Regions from separate parts of the Homo sapiens genome. Here region 1 is linked to region 2. Evidence: chromatin loops called from intact Hi-C (ENCODE). Cell type or tissue: CD14-positive monocyte. All regions are shown on one strand. Each heading gives the region's core, and the rest is flanking DNA. Links, peaks and the distances in the headings are about the cores only. Region 1 has its middle 88 kb from the start of TET2. Region 2 has its middle 39 kb from the start of TET2.

The links. Peaks named below come from ENCODE experiments on the same cell type or tissue, not always from the same donor. Only the 100,000 strongest peaks of a DNase experiment are listed, where the experiment ranks them.
Region 1: it touches region 2 in a loop (3-fold over the local background); 3 of 110 quality-filtered maps call a loop at or near these places.

Annotation. Positions count from the first base shown.
Region 1 is chr4:105,054,260-105,062,603 of GRCh38, reverse strand. No RefSeq gene overlaps it. Among named protein-coding and RNA genes, the nearest start is that of TET2, 88 kb to the left of the region's middle. RefSeq lists enhancers at 1,552-1,651, 3,127-3,196, 3,217-3,316. In CD14-positive monocyte, for the core only: no CTCF peak of the experiment used is centred there; DNase peaks (open chromatin) are centred at 1,073, 1,753, 3,043, 5,033 and 4 weaker places; H3K4me3 peaks cover 4,331 bases; H3K27ac peaks cover 6,456 bases.
Region 2 is chr4:105,103,789-105,112,132 of GRCh38, reverse strand. It overlaps the pseudogene LOC100288146. Among named protein-coding and RNA genes, the nearest start is that of TET2, 39 kb to the left of the region's middle. In CD14-positive monocyte, for the core only: no CTCF peak of the experiment used is centred there; a DNase peak (open chromatin) is centred at 4,922; H3K4me3 peaks cover 837 bases; H3K27ac peaks cover 1,752 bases.

The sequences.
Region 1 (8,344 bases), core at 15-8,014, 50 kb after region 2:
TTTTTTATTTTTTTTTTTGAGATGGAGTTTCACTCTTGTCACCCAGGCTGGAGTGCAATGGCGGGATCTTGGCTCACTGCAACCTCCACCTCCCAGGTTCAAGTGATTTTCCTGTCTCAACCTCCCAAGTAGCTGGGACGACAGGCGCCCGCCACCACACGCAGCTAATTTTTGTATTTTCAGTAGAGACGGGGTTTCACCATGTTGACCAGGCTGGTCTCGAACTCCTGACCTCAAGGGATCCACCCACCTCAGCCTCCCAAAGTGCTGGGATTATAGGCAGAGCCACTGCGCCTGGCCCCAGCAAGGTATTTTTTTGAAGTCCAATGCAAGTGGTGATTGTCCGACCAAAAAAAAAAAAAAAAGAAAAAATCTCAAATATTTCCTAGCTAGAAAATGTCACCACATCCCTCTCTCAATTTTGGAGATTTTTTATCATGCCTAGCAACAATATTGGAGAGTAAAATGTAAAAACCATTTCATTGGTTATAAAGCACTGGAAATATGATAATTAGGGCAGTCCAGATGCTCACTCTTCCTGTTGGAATTATATTGACATTATCATTTCATTTTGTTTGTTACTCATAACAGTATTCCCATCTTGGCACTTAAGCAGAAAAGCTTCACTTGTTATGGTTGTTTCACAGTTGATTCCATTATTTGACTTCCTGTTTTCACAATTTGCCAACCAATCAAATATATCTGTGGTTTTAAAACATGTGTCAACTGAACAGATATCAAGAATAAAATGCACATATACATCCCAAAAGACCTCTGTCAAAATCAGTAAGATTGCACAAGGCAGGAACCTCGGATGGCACTTTAACAGAAGAAAATTGTCAGAAATTATTTCATTCAATGTAGTATCTGAGCTTTAATAAACCATGTCTTATCTCTTTTGGCCAGTGGACAGTTTCTAATTGGTAAGGGTCCAAGGTAAGGCAAACAAATGCAAGGAAACCTGTCTGCCTGACTTTATATATCAGCAAGATAGTCCTATCGTACATCAACGAACAGGCTTCAAGTTGACAACAGGAAAAATGTGACTCAGCTTATACAAAAGGGGAAGTCCCAGCGTTGGGCTCAAACAATGGGTCTGTCATTTTACTGCTTTGCTGGTCTGTCTTACCTTTTTGAAGACATGCACGGGTTGAGGACTCATCAATCTTCTCGGTCCTAGGCAGGGTCAGTAAATTTAGTATCCAGGGAGAGGCATTATTCCAGGTCATGAGCAGAGCAGAGGAAACAATGGGGAACTTGTGGTCAGGCTGGTAAAGTGATACCTTAAATTCCAGGAATACTTGATTTGGGAATGGAAACAGGATAGGCCCAGCAGCAAAACAAGAGCAGCACAAAATCCTCCTTAGAATGATCAGTCTAGTGAATGAATTAAACAAAGAAAGCAGACTGTGAGGGATATGTTTATTTTCTCCTATACTCACATATCTGCAGTTCCTTCTGCAGAAGATGTTACTGCAGAAGCAGTAACAACTAACTCATTGATGCAAAAACATTTTATGATATGACACTAAACACTGTGTATATGTGATTTACACGTTATGTGTTAATTTGAGTTTTAGAGGGATCTTTAAGTCATATAGGGCTGAGGAAAACATGTACTTCTTTGGCAACTGAGCTACATCTTACATAAAATAACACCACCAACACCGTATGGGCAGACCTCACTGTGGAGTCAAAGGCAGAAATAGTATGTTCTCCAAATGAGTCACTCCCAGAGGTCCTGTGGTCTTTAAAAACCTGACCACTATTATTCTCTGTGCTTATAGGTTGTTCTTAGTTGCTGCCTTGAGGCTTCCCCTCACTTCACTGTTTCCACTTCTTCTTTATTGACTTTTGTGAAGTCACCATTCTCTTCCTCTTTCATGGTAAAGTGATGGTAAATGTGGGTGATTAGGATGTTCAGTGAAGCACAGACTTATTAACAGGAACCAGGAGGAATGGCTAATGTTGCTAGGGTTTAAAAGTTTTACATAAAAGACAATCACAGTAGTAAAATAGTCATCAGTAAGAACATGACTTTTCTTGTTTCATTGAAAAAATGTTTAGTACTTTTGACTGAATTATTTCTAGAGTATGACAAATCTGTTTTATTGTTTTCCTATAACTTGGGGTCATTTTGTTCTGGCCTGTGGTATGCAATGCCCCAGAATATTTTATATATATTTTTTTTATTTTTATTTTTATTTTTTTTTGAGATGGAGTCTTCCTCTGTTGCCCAGGCTGGAATGCAGTGGTGTGATCTCAGCTCACTGCAACCTCTACCTCCTGGGTTCAAGCAATTCTCCTGCCTCAGCCTCCTGAGTAGCTGGGATTACAGTGCATGCCACCATGCCCGGCTAATTTTTGTATTTTTTTTAGTAGAGACGGGGTTTCACCATGTTGGTCAGGCTGGTCTCGAACTCCTGACTTTATGATCCGCCCACCTCGGCCTCCCAAAGTGCTGGGATTACAGGTGTGAGCCACTGCGCCCGGCTGCCCCAGAATATTATTAAGGATAGGTTTTTACTTCTAGTATAACCATATCTTCCTTATCTTTGTATGCTTAATACACAGTCAGTGCCTGAAACCTGTCAATCGCTTAATAAGCGTTTTTAATTGAATGAGTACATTTTCAAATATATCTTGATTAGTTACACTTTCTTTGAAAGAGCCCCCCAAAATAGATATAATTTTATAAAACTAGTACAGGGCTGAAACTGAACAACAAAACTGGAATTCCCTCTCCTGGGCCTCTCCAGAAAATATAGCTGAGATTGATCCTTTTGGTCACCACAGAAATAAAGAATGAATAAAAAGAGCCAGCAAAAAGAAGTCTTTAAAGACAACAAAGAGACTCTGTAGAGTTTTATGACAGGTTTAGATAATTAAAACTCATCACAAGGAAGGACATTTAGGAAACAGGAAGGGCTGACTTCATTCTACCCACAAGATTTCCAGAATCTTTCTTGATTCAGATGAGAGTGGAGGTCCCTCTTCTCCCCATTCCCACCCCACTCTTGAGTGCTGTGCTGCTTCTCCTTTCTCTGTTCCTGTTCTCAGTCTCCCATGTCACACAATAGTAACAAAATGACTAAAGTCTTACTCACTGAATATATTATGTGAGCCAAAAACAAGTGTTCTGGCAGCTTGGTGAACTTACCAAATCTCCTGAGTCTCAAGGTAGCACTGGCTTAAAGTCCTTGATGGAGCTTGAAGAAGAAAGTGTAATACATCTGTTCTCAAAATTCACTTGACTAACTCCATCACCTCCTTCAAGTCTGGGCAAATCTCACCTTCTCAATAAAGCCCGCTCTGACTGTCCTCTTTAATGCCGCAAACTACCCCTTCCCCAACACTACCTTCTGGCATTCCTGATCTTTCTTATTCTACTGTTTTTCTTTTCAGTGATGTTTATCATCTTCAAACATACTAGCATATCTACTTATGATGATTTTCTATTCCTGCCTCCCACTTGAATGTAAGCTTCACAAAGGCAGAGATCATAGTTTGTTTTTTAATATATCATAAGCCCCAAGAACAGTGTTTGGCCCATAGTAGGTGCTCAATAAAGATTGGTAGGATAAAATAATGAGTATTAATTAGCTATTGCTATGACACATGACTGAAGGAATTTATATATATTAAAGAGAAAAAGTACAAATAATGCCCTGTAATACAGTATGATGAGTGCTAAACTATCAATATAAAACAAGAGCAATGGAATGAATAATTCCACAGAACAGTTCTCTGTTCTAGTAAGGTAGCCAAAAGTGGATCATAAGAGAGGGATGATGGATGTGGAGGTATCAAGAAGAGATTTCAAGTGGACTCTCAGCTTATTTTTCCTCATAGGAATGGAGTCTTCTTGTTAGGAAGATGAGATTTCCTATCTTCTGTATCACAACTTGAGTCAGCAAATGGAGTGGGAAGAATAAATTGGTAAACTGGAACTCACCTATTGAGTCTCTTGGCTTTCAGTTCCCTTTTTAGCCATAGTATAGGCCTCCTTCCCTTTCCCATATCATTTACTGCAGGTATTGGGTCTTACAAAACCTATTATCTTCCCAGCCTGCTCAGTGAGGTTCTGAGTCAATCTAATCTCCTTGTGTTAGCTTTTAATATACTTCATATTTCCTTCTATCATTGTAGAAGAACATTGTGGTTTGCATTTTCTTGATGTTGGTTTACTCCTGCTTATCTGTACCTTGACTTACATTTTCTGGAAGAGAAGCAGATGGCGGATGACTCATTGGTACAATCATTTTGACTTTCTTTGCTGCCTGTGATAATTTGAGATTCCTGGTCTAGATTTTTTTTTCCACTTCTGCTTCAGATGAGTCATATGACTTCAGGTGGTGGATTAGAATCGATGCTTTATCTGCCCAGTTTTGAGTATCTTATTTTAAGTCGTAAGAGTGTTAAAAGCTATGCTGCTGAGCAAATCCTTCCCAGTGAGAAGAATAAGGAGAAGTTCTGTTTTTGTAATATCGTACTTCTATTGATTGGCAAAAGAGTATTGTATTTATCATTACCCTCAGTATTTAAAAACCATCCAAAGCCTTCTTGGGTGAAGACTCTAAATATATCTCAGGCATATACTCTGTTTATTGTGTTCTGTGTGGCCTGGGAAAGTCATAAACAAATGAATTACATCTGTTTGTGAGGCATTTACTGATTTCTTAAGACAGAGGCTGGGAAACACAAAGGGAAAGTACCTGACCTTCCGACTATAATATGCTCGTAAGTTCCTCTGGGTCACATTTATTTTTGCATACCTGAGACAGAGCTACACAGACAGTAGATATCAAATAGGTATTGTGAAATAGTGAAAAAAAGAATTCATAGATTGACCTGATTTATTATGTGAGGAACAGCATGAAACCTGGAAATCCAGTTTCCATGTCTGTAGAAAGGAAAAATTATACTAGTCAACTATAGGCTAATAAAAAACACTGTAAAATAAATTAAGCAGCTGAGATCTGTGTGTTCAGGAAACTGCGCAACCATTACACTTCTCCAATTTTCTAGGAAGGGGCAATTGCCTTAGGAGTGCATTGAGTAAGTTCCATTTACAAAGTATAATTGTAGGGGCCCCGAGTCTCTTGAACGCCTTGCACAACACTACCTTCTCTCCTAGCTGGCCAGAAGTCCCTATCAATAGCACTGGTCTTCAAGATCAGGTAATAAGTATCCTTGTACTTTTTCACACACACTAATTGAAGAGAGAGTGTTGAAGGTTTTCTCAAACCTTCTCCAAAGGGACTTTGTTACTTCAGTTAGCACATGGTTACACACTAAGGCAAAATTTCCAAAGTTTTGTTCTGTGGATTCCTATACTCCAACCTCAGTTGTCATTGTTTAATCACTATACCCTGCTTAATTTTTATTCATAATGTTTATTATTACCTGAAATCATGTATGAATTTAGTCTTTACTTTCTGCCGTCGTTACTGAGAGCTTAAACTCCAAGAGCTCATGGATTTATCACCAGCACAGAAATTAGTATTTGGCATACTAGGCGCTCTATAAATATTTGAATAAATGAAAAGGCTTTATGATGTGATGATGTGAAAAAAGACTTTTTTTTTTTTTTGAGACTTAGTCTTGCTCTGGTCACCCAGGCTGGAGTGCAATGGTGTGAACTAGGCTCACTGTAACCTCTGGCTCCCGGGTTCAAGTGATTCTCCTGCCTCAGCCTCCCGAGTAGCTGGGACTACAGGCGCCTGCCACCATGCCTGGCTAATTTTTGTATTTTTAATAGAGATGGGGTTTCACTTTGTTGGCCAGGCTGTTCTCAAACTCCTGACCTCAGATGATCCGCCTGCCTCGGCCTCCCAAAGTGCTGGGATTACAGGCGTAAGTCACCATGCCGTGCTGTGAAAAAAAGACTTCTATGGTAAAGTTCATTTTGAAAATGGAGTAAATAAAGATAAGTTTATCTACTGCAGGACTCATTGGGCATTTTAATAAACTATATGTGTTTTATGAATCTCAGGATGGGGATAAAATATTCTGTGTTCCCTCAACTTCTTTGATCACAGAACTTTTTTGCTTTTGGCCTAATGTTATGAGATAAGTACATTTCAGTGAAGGAAAAAAAATGGGCAAATCTTAGAAAGTCTTACTCCTGTAGCAGTGAGGCATATTGGCATGCTGTAGGGATTTTTCAGTCAGAGTCCCTAGAGGATGAGTTCAGGAAAGCTGGCCTTGGGTAATGAAGATATGAGGCTATGGGAGACTTGGAAGAAGAATGGTGAAAGAGGAGAGGATCTGCAAAGACAGAATTTGAGTATCTCATTATGCTCTCTTTCAAAGTGCTGGAAAGATGTTACCAAACGGCAGATGCAGCTTGGAAAGAAGAATTCCTGACCATGTTTCAAAATTATTATTTTTTAAGTAAACTTTTTACACATAAAGGTGTATAAAACATAGTACAGAGACCAATGATTTTTCACAAAGTAAACCCACTCACAAAACCAGCAATTTAAAAAAATTACCAAAGCCCAGAAGCTAACTTTTATGAATTTTATCTTTGGCAATTGTCGATTTTCTATATTTTACATTTGTTTTCAATTTAAAAAGTCTTATCTGGGGTTTTTTCAATTTTTTTTCTATTTTTCAAGGTAAACACTTAGAATCATGGCTTTTTAGTCCTTTTCTTCTTCTTTTAAATTTCCAACTTTTATTTTAAGTTCAGAGGTACATATGCAGAACATGCAGCTTGTTACATAGGTGAATGTGGTGGTTTGCTGCACAGATTATCTGCTCACCCAGATATTAAACCCAGAAACCATCAGCTATTCATCCTGACCTTCTTCCTCTTCCTAACCCCTACCCTCCAACAGGCCCCAGTGTCTGTGGTTCCCCACCATGTGTCCATGTTCTCATCATTTAGTGAGAACATGCAGTATTTGATTTTCTTTCTTAGTTTGCTAAGGATAACGGCCTCCAGCTCCATCCATGTCCTCGCAAAGGACATTATCTTGCTTCTTTTTATGGCTACATAGTATTCCATGGTGTATGTGTACCATGTTTTCCTTATCCAGTCTATCATTGATGGACATATAATAGGTTGATCCCACGTCTTTGCTATTGTGAACAGTGCTGCAATGAACATACAGTATGCATGTGTCTTTATAGTAGACTGATCTATATTCCTTTGGGTATATACTCAGCAAAAGGATTGCTGGGTCAAATGGTATTTCTGCCTCTAGGTCTTTGAGAAATCCTCATACTGTCTTCCACAATGGTTGAACTGATTTATACTCCCACCAACAGTGTAAAAATCATTTCTTTTTCTCTACAACTTTGCCAGCATCTATTGTTTTTGGACTTTCTAATAATAGCCATTGAGTGGTGTGAGATGGTATCTCATTGTAGTTTCAATTTGTATTTCTCTAGTGATCAGTGGTGTTGAGCTTTTTTTCATATGTGTGTTGGTCACATGTACATCTTAATTTCATAAGTGTCTGTTCGTATCCTTTGTCCACTTTTAAATGGCATTGTTTGCTTTTTTCTTGTAAATTTGAGTTCCTTACAGATGCTGGATATTAGATCTTTGTCAGATGCATAGTTTGCAAAAATTTTCCCCCATTTTGTAGGTTGTCTGTTTACTCTGTTGATAGTTTCTTTTGCTGTGCAGAAGCTCTTTAGTTTAATTAGATCTTGTTTGCCAATTTTTGTTTTTGTTGAAATTGCTTTTGGCACCTTCATCATGAAATCTTTGCCCAAACCTGCTTCCGGAAGGGTATTGCCTGAGTTTTTTTCTAGGTTATTTTTATAGTTTTGTATTTTATATTTAAGTCTTTTATTCATCTTTGCTTGATTTATGTATATGGTGTAAGGAAGGGGTCCAGTTTTAATTTTCTGCCTATACCTAGCCAATTATGCCAGCACCATTTATTGAATAGAAAGTTCTTTCCCTATTGCTGGATTTTGTCAGGTTTGTCAAAGGTTAGATATCAGATGGTGGTAGGTATGCAGTCTTATTTCTGGGTTATTTATTCTGTTCCATTGGTCTATGCATCTGTTCTTGTACCACTACCATGCTCTTTTGGTTACTGTAGCCCTGTAGTGTAGTTTGAAGTTGGGTAGCGTGATGCCTCCAGCTTTGTTCTTTTTGCTTACGATTGCCTTGACTATTCAGGTCCTTTTTTGGTTCCATAAATTTTATTTTTTTCTACTTCTGTGAAAAAAGTCAATGGTAGTTTGATGGGAATAGCATTGAATCTATAAATTGCTCTCAGAAGTATGGCCATTTTCATGGCATTGATTCTACCTATCCATAAACATGGAATGTTTTTTCATTTGTTTGTGTCATCTCTGATTTTTTTGAGTAGTGGTT
Region 2 (8,344 bases), core at 34-8,033:
GACAACAAAGAATTAAGAACAAAGAATTAAGGTATAGCATCTGGTTTAAAAAGATAGTCTTGCTTTGATGACTGTTGCTGCAGACCTAACATACATTGAATTATTGCTTTGTACCTGACATTGTTCTAAGCATTTTACATGCATTCATTAATTTAATCTTCACAATATCCCTAAAAGTTGATATATTATCATTCCTTTTTACAAACGCAAAACTGGAGGCACAAAGAGTTTGAGTAACTTTTCTAAGGTCATTTAGTAACAGGAAGAATCAGAATGCACAGGGCTGTGTACCTAACCACTGTGATACACTGTCTCTCTTGATTTTAAGAGCTTCAAACACAAAGGCCATTCTTTTTCTTTCACAAATATGGAAACTGAGGCACAAATGGGTTTGAATGTTTTATTTATTGTTACCCAGTCAATAAATGCAAATAGACATCCCAAACTAACTTTGCCTCATATTGAAAATTTCCCCAAATCACAAAGGTGCCATATCTTCCATTCTAATAGGATTGCCACTTCTGGTGAGACTTCCCCAGAAATTTTATTCACAGTTACATTGGTTGATCACATTGTTTCTTCTTGCCAATGTGAATTGGCAAGATGGTTGTCCATAGTTTATATCGTCTATGATTATGAAATCATTTTTCTCTATACAGAACTAAGTTACTAATATCTGCTAGGGGCCAGATATTTTCTTTTTTTTTTTTTTTTTTTTTTTTTTTTTGGTAGTTTATGCCTTTTTATAGATACACAGTATCCCATTGTGTGGATATACCATAATGTGTTTAGTCATTTTCATCCTGTTGATGGACACTTGGGTTGCTTCCAGTTTGGGGCTATTCTGAATACAGTTTCTTTCTTTTTTTTTTTTTTTTAAATTTTTTATTTTTTTTTTATTGATCATTCTTGGGTGTTTCTCGCAGAGGGGGATTTGGCAGGGTCATAGGACAATAGTGGAGGGAAGGTCAGCAGATAAACAAGTGAACAAAGGTCTCTGGTTTTCCTAGGCAGAGGACCCTGCGGCCTTCCGCAGCGTTTGTGTCCCTGGGTACTTGAGATTAGGGAGTGGTGATGACTCTTAACGAGCATGCTGCCTTCAAGCATCTGTTTAACAAAGCACATCTCGCACCCTTAATCCATTTAACCCTGAGTGGACACAGCACATGTTTCAGAGAGCACAGGGTTGGGGATAAGGTCACAGATCAACAGGATCCCAAGGCAGAAGAATTTTTCTTAGTACAGAACAAAATGAAAAGTCTCCCATGTCTACTTCCATCCACACAGACCCGGCAACCATCCGATTTCTCAATTTCTTCCCCACCCTTCCCGCCTTTCCATTCCACAAAACCGCCATTGTCATCATGGCCCATCCCCAATGAGCCGCTGGGCACACCTCCCAGACGGGGTCGTGGCCGGGCAGAGGGGCTCCCCACTTCCCAGTAGGGGCGGCCGGGCAGAAGCGCCCCTCACCTCCCGGATGGGGCGGCTGGCCGGGCGGGGGGCTGACCCCCCCCCCCACCCTCTCGGACGGGGCGGCTGGCCAGGCAGAGGGGCTCCCCACTTCCCAGTAGGGGCGGCCGGGCAGAGGCGCCCCTCACCTCCTGGATAGGGCGGCCGGCCGGGCGGGGGGCTGACCCCCCCACCTCCCTCCCGGACGGGGCGGCTGGCCGGGCAGAGGGGTCCTCACTTCCCAGTAGGGGCGGCCGGGCAGAGGCGCCCCTCACCTCCCGGACTGGGCGGCTGGCCAGGCGGGGGGCTGATCCCCCCACCTCCCTCCCGGACGGGGCTGCTGGCCGGGCGGGGGGCTGACCCCCCCACCTCCCTCCCGGATGGGGCGGAGGGGCCAGATATTTTCAACCAACGAACACTCTTCTTTTAAAAATAGAAAAGGCTAAACATGGTTCCTCATGCCCAGAATCCCAGCACTTTAGGAGACTGAGGTGGGAGGATTGCTTGAGCCCAGGAGTTAGAGACCAGCCTGGGCAACATAATGAGACCACATCTCTAAAAAAAAATACAAAAAAGAAAAATGGAAAATAGCACTAAATTAAACTCTGCATGCCTCATTTATGATGAATTTGGTCATCATTTTCATTAAAGTACTAACAATGTCTATATGGCTATTGCTACAAAGGAATTTTTTTCAAAAGGTCATTAAGGCTAGATATAACTATACTATAGTCCATAACTAAGTAGAAAATAGAAAATGGAAATTTTGGCCACGTGTATGACATATGATCTGAATTATCAATCAGGGTTGACCTAACAAGGGATTAAATTTTCAGGTGATGATCTAAGTCCTGACTGTTTCAGAAACTTCTAAAAGGAAGAATTGTAATATAATATACTTGGTGAATAATGTATAACACCATAGTGAGTGACCCTCTATTGAATTTATGGCAAGTAGAAAATGATACTTAAAAAATTGGAAGATTTGGGCTGACTTTCACAAAATTGTCCCCCTATTTGTCTCTTTCTCAGCTTTGTGTAGGCTAAAAATGAAGATTACCTCAAGATGGAAAGAGGCATAAAGGGCCTCCTGAGACTGGCGAGGTACTGAGGACTTAAGGTGCACCTTGAATTAAGTTTGACACAAATACACAGATTTTTCTGACAATATGGAGAATGAAATGGTCACTAACATGTTGGGGTGGCTATTGTACAAAAATGACTGGCATCTCCAATAAAATTTCCCCTACTGTTTTGGGAAGCAGCCTACACGGCAGGTGATTACAGTTTGGCCGGAATGTAAGTCAGCCAAAGCCTTATCTCAATAACATGTCCTGCTTGCAAAATGAAGTGTAAGAGGGCAACTCAGGAAGAATGCCTGGCTGAGCAAGTGTTCTGGGGGAAAGACTTGGACAGAGAAAGAAAGATGAGAATGATAGGAAAGAGAAATCCTAAACATTCCTTTTGGGTCTTCTAGATGCTGCATAAAATTCCAGAATCTTATATCCCATGTCCATTATACCACAAATTATGTAGGGAATCTTATGTATGAATCTAAACATGTAAGGCAATGCCACATTTTTGCTTAGAGGATTTATTGTTGAAGAGCATAAAAATGTGACTTTCTTTTCTGAGGCAGAGGTCTGTGATATACCCTAACACAAGTATTAAGCAGTTCACTACATGCAAATAAGTGGTTTCAAGTTGTCAGGAACTTTCAAGGGAAAGGTGATAAAAGAGACAGCAGTAAAAACCTTTGTAAGGAAAAGGTAGGCTAAGGCTAATTATTATTATTATCATTTGAGACAGGGTCACACTGTTGCCCAGGTTGGAGTGCAGTGGTGCAAATCTGTTTCACTGTAGCCTCGACCTCCTCAGCCTCTCAAGTGGCTGAGACCACAGGTGTGTGCCACCATGCCTGGTTAATTTCTTAAAACTTTTGGTAGAGACAGGCAACATTTTTGTTGCCCAGGCTGGTCTTGAACTGCGGGGCTCAAGCAATCCTCCCATCTTGGCCTCCCAAAATGTTGGAATTATAGGCATGAGCCACTGCACCCAGCTGTTTTTACGTTTAAAGGATGATATGTGTTAAATTATTGGTGGGGTCCTTGGGCCACAGATAAAAGTGCTACTGGATAAAAGATCTGCATTTTAGTTTTATAAAGGAAAATAAGCATTGAAATGGAAAAAGGAAACTCTGAATATGCAGCAATTTTATTTAAAATTGCATTACGTTAATTTTTTAAAAAATAAAATAGAAAAAATTTAGGTTCAACATGTCATGTTGGGATTTGGATAGCATGTATACTTTGCTGTGCATCCATTCATTAACCTGTTTATCTATCTATCTATCTATCTATCTATCTATCTATCTATCTATGTCTGCTGCCATAGGAACCATATTCCTGGGCTACTGTGAAAGCTTCTCTTTTTCTGGTCCCTACCCTCAGAGGTCACAGTGGCTTAGAACCCAAAGGACTTGGGACTTAGTCCACATTTTCAACTGCATATGGTTTAAGTAGAATTTCTAGGATTCACCTGGGAACATGAACTATGGATTTAGTGGGGAAAAAGTTTTCTAATTCCAATTGACTGACATACAAAGGCATTTTGGAACACAGTCTGTTTTTAATCTAATTGTTTCTAAAACTTTCTATGCATTTATGAAATATATGTAATATATTGTTCTCTATCAAGTATGTACATTTTTGGGGACTGCAGATGCTGTGTCCATTTAGGGCCCATGGGAGATAGTTTATTTAAAAGTACAAAGCTTGTTCTCCTCACTCTTGGCTGACTTCTGAGGAATTATATCTCAATCCTGGGACCTTTTTCTGGATCAAATGAGACTTTTTTATATTTATGGCTTTTCCAAAAGCAGATATTTCAACTACTTATAATTTAATGAAGAATTATACTACTTTTATTTTTAAAATTCCCAGAGAAAGTTCCCAAAGCTCTCTTAGTCATTAAGGTCTCCCCAGATACTCCTTGAGCTGTTACTGCTGCACAACCGTACTGGAGCCGGCACTAATTTCCCCATCGTGCATCCAGAAATCAATACCCTGCTGGCACACTGATGGTGAAGTAGCATAGGATTTATTCCCTGGCATTGGTGGCTTCAATCAATTTCCTTGTGCACTTCATATTTTTTTAGTTTTTGCAAATTTATGTCCTTGTTCCTTCCGCTCTCTTATTCATTATCTAGTTAGAACAGATTCTATAGTCATATTAAAATAACCAGCAAATAAAGAGGAAGAGGTAGAGTCAGCCTCTTAGGAGGAGTCAGACAGCCTCAAAAGTCCACATTCAGTGTCAACCATTGTTACTTTGTTTGGCATCAAAAGTGGGAACAAGGATTAAGAAACACAGATTACATCTATCATCCCATAGAACAGCATACTAAGACAGAAAATAAGTCCTTGTTCCTCATATTTTCTAAGAAGCTTTTTCCAAAGTTCTGAAACAGGAAACTAGAACCATTTCTCTGGTTACGTAAGCTCTTCTACCAGGGCAAATGAAGGATAGATGTGCCATTTTGGGTATTTAGGAAAGAAATTTTAGCTCACACTGGCAACATGCTTTCTGGACAACTATGTATGGATGGCTGTTGTCATGAGCACCATCTTCCTGGATGTAAAAGCTGCTGTTCCTCTGGTTTCCCTCCTTCAGAGTCTCCAGTAAGTCAGACTGAAAGATAACAGGGACTTGTAACTCAGTTCTTGGATGGTATATTTTTAGCTACATCATGAGTTGATTAGACTCTCTGCAATTCACAGAACCTAACCATAGAGTTGTGAAGGTATAAATTCCAAACTCCAAATAACTGTATCCGCAGATTTGGCCACAGGAATTGGGGCTGGTTTGGTGGACCCAAGGCAAATGATGGTTCATATAATTGCTAATGCTTCTGATTCAAAGAGGTTGGGAACAGATAATTTGTTTTTGTGCTTGGAGCTTGGATTATGATGCAAGACTAGAAGAAACAAGAGGAATAGAAAGATCAAAGTAGAAGCTGGGGAGGGAGGAAACTGGCAAAAACACAAGCAGGGCTATTTATGAAGATAGATGGCAAGTAAGATGGAATGAGGTCACTATTATGTAACTTTAGAACATTTTCATCACCCCAAAAAGAAACTTGATACCTATTACCAGTCATTCACCCTTCCTTACACTTCTCTCTTCACTGTCCAACCCAGTTGTTAGTAACCACTAATCAACTCTCTGTCTCTATAGATTTGACTATTATGGACATCTCATATGAATGGAATCATGCAATATTTGTTTTTTTGTTACTGACTTCTTTCACTTCACATAATGCTTTCAAGTTTTATTCAAGTTGTAAGATGTATTGGAATTTCATTCCTTTTTATGTTCTTCCTTTTCTTTTTATTATTGGCTTGCTTTTAATTAGCTTTAGCCTTTAAGTTCTTACAAATGTAACCAGCTAGGTTAGGATAGGAGGAGCTATTTCCCAACACTTCTCATGTAAACCAAATTTTAGGATTTTCTTTGTAGTAAAACAGGCTCTTTAGTGTTTACAAGATTATTCCTGAGCCGTAAAAATTCTCTTTCTGGGTTTTCCCTCCTGTATTCCTCTATTCAATCTCAGGCTGCTACAATCAGACAGACAGAAAGTGTGAAGAGACTTTTTCTTGTATCTGTAGTGGAAACATTAGCAGCAGACAGTAACTTCTTTCACCTTTTAATTTTCAAACCATGTTCTATTGTATGGATATACCATGTATTAGTTATCGATTCATTAGTTGATGGACATTTTGGTTGTTTCCAGTTTTTGGCTAATACAAATAATGCTACTATAAACATTTATGTACCAATTTTTATGTGGACATGTCTTCACTTCTCATGGGTACATACCAAGGAATGGAATGGCTGGATCATATAATAACTCCATATTTAAGAGTAAACAGTCATCTGCCAAACTATTTGCCAAAATGGTCGCATCATTTTACATTCACATCAACATATATGAGTGTTACAATTTCTCCACATTCTCGCCAATATTTGTTATTGCTGTCTTCTTGAATTTAGTCATCCTAGTTAATGTGAAGTGTTATATTGTGGTTTTGCTTTGCATTTTCCTAATTACTACTAATAATGTACTTTTCATGTCCTTATTGGCAGTTCATATATATTCTGTGGAGAAAGGTATATTTAACCCTTTGCTCATTTAAAAAATTAGTATGTCTTCATGCACACATATGTTTATTGCGGCACTATTCACAATAGCAAAGACTTGCAACCAACCCAAATGTCCATCAATGATAGACTGGATCAAGAAAATGTGGCACAGATACACCATAGAATACTATGCAGCCTTAAAAAAGAATGAGTTCATGTCCTTTGTAGGGACATGGATGAAGCTAGAACAATCATTCTCAGCAAACTATCACAAGGACAGAAAACAAACACCACGTGTTCTCACTCAGGTGGGAACTGAACAATGAGAACACTTGGACACAGGGCGGGGAACATCATACACCGGGGCCTGTCAGGAGGTGGGGGGCTGGGAGAGGGATAGCATTAGGAGAAATACCTATTGTAAATGACGAGTTGATGGGTGCAGCAAACCAACATGGCACATGTATACTTATGTAACAAACCTGCACATTGTGCACGTGTACCCTAGAACTTAAAGTATATTAAAAAAATTTTAAAAATTAGGATGTCTTTTTATCACTGAGTTGTAAGACTTTAAAAATATATTCTAGATAAAAGTCACCTTTAATAATTTACAAATATTTTCTTCTATTATTTAGGTTGTTATATTAGTGTCTTCCAGAGAAAGAAAACCAATAGGACACACACACACACACACACACAGGCATACCTCCATTTATTGTGCTTTGCTTTATTATACTGAACAGAGCTTTCATTTTTCACAAGGTGAAGTTGTGTGGCAACCCTGCCGCAAGCAATTCTATTAATGCCATTTTTCCAACAGCAATATGCTCCCTTTGTGTCTCTGTGTCACATTTTGGTAATTCTCACAATATTTAAAACTTTATTATTATTATTATTATATCTGTTATAGTAATCTATGATAAGTGATCTTTGATGATAGCATTGTAATTTTTGGGGTCTATATGAACCATACCCATAAAAGATGGCAAACTTAATCAACAAAGGTTGTGTATGTTCTGATTGCTCCACTAACCACCCATTCCCCCATCTCCCTCACTCTCCTCAGGCCTCCCTATTCCCTGAAACACAATAATATTGAAATAGCCGTACAATGGCCTCTAAGTGTTCAAGTGAAAGGAAGAGTTGCACGCCTCTCTTTTCAAATTAAAAGCTAGAAATAATTAAATTTGCTGAGAGAGGAAGGTCAAAAACAATGATAGGCTGAGAGCTAGGCCACTGTGCCAAAGAGTTAGCCAAATTGTGAATGCAAAGGAAAAGTTCTTGAAGGAAATTAAAAGTGCTGCTTCAGTGAACACATGAAAAATAATGAAAAAAAGGAGACAGCCTTAATGCTGATGTGGAGAAAGTTGTAGTTGGTCTGGATAGAAGACCAAGCCAGCCACAACATTCCCTTAAGCCAAAGCCTAATCCAGAGCAAGACCCTAACTCTCTTCAATTCTACAAAGACTGAGAGAGGTGAGGAAGCTGCAGAAGAGAAGTTGGAAGCAGTGCTTGCTTCTTGCTGTACCTGCTGTATGCTGTTTGTGTCTCAGAAAATCTGCAAAACCTGCTGGTGACCAGTCCTCTGGGGCACTTGAAGACCACAGAGATGTTCACTATGGGCTCTTAGGACAATGGGGAAAATTATGTTTCACTGCGGTCTATGGGAGATTTTGGAAACTTGGACTCTGATAGAGGGTTTGAAGGAGACAATCAATTATTGTGTGATATTAGACACCATGGTGAT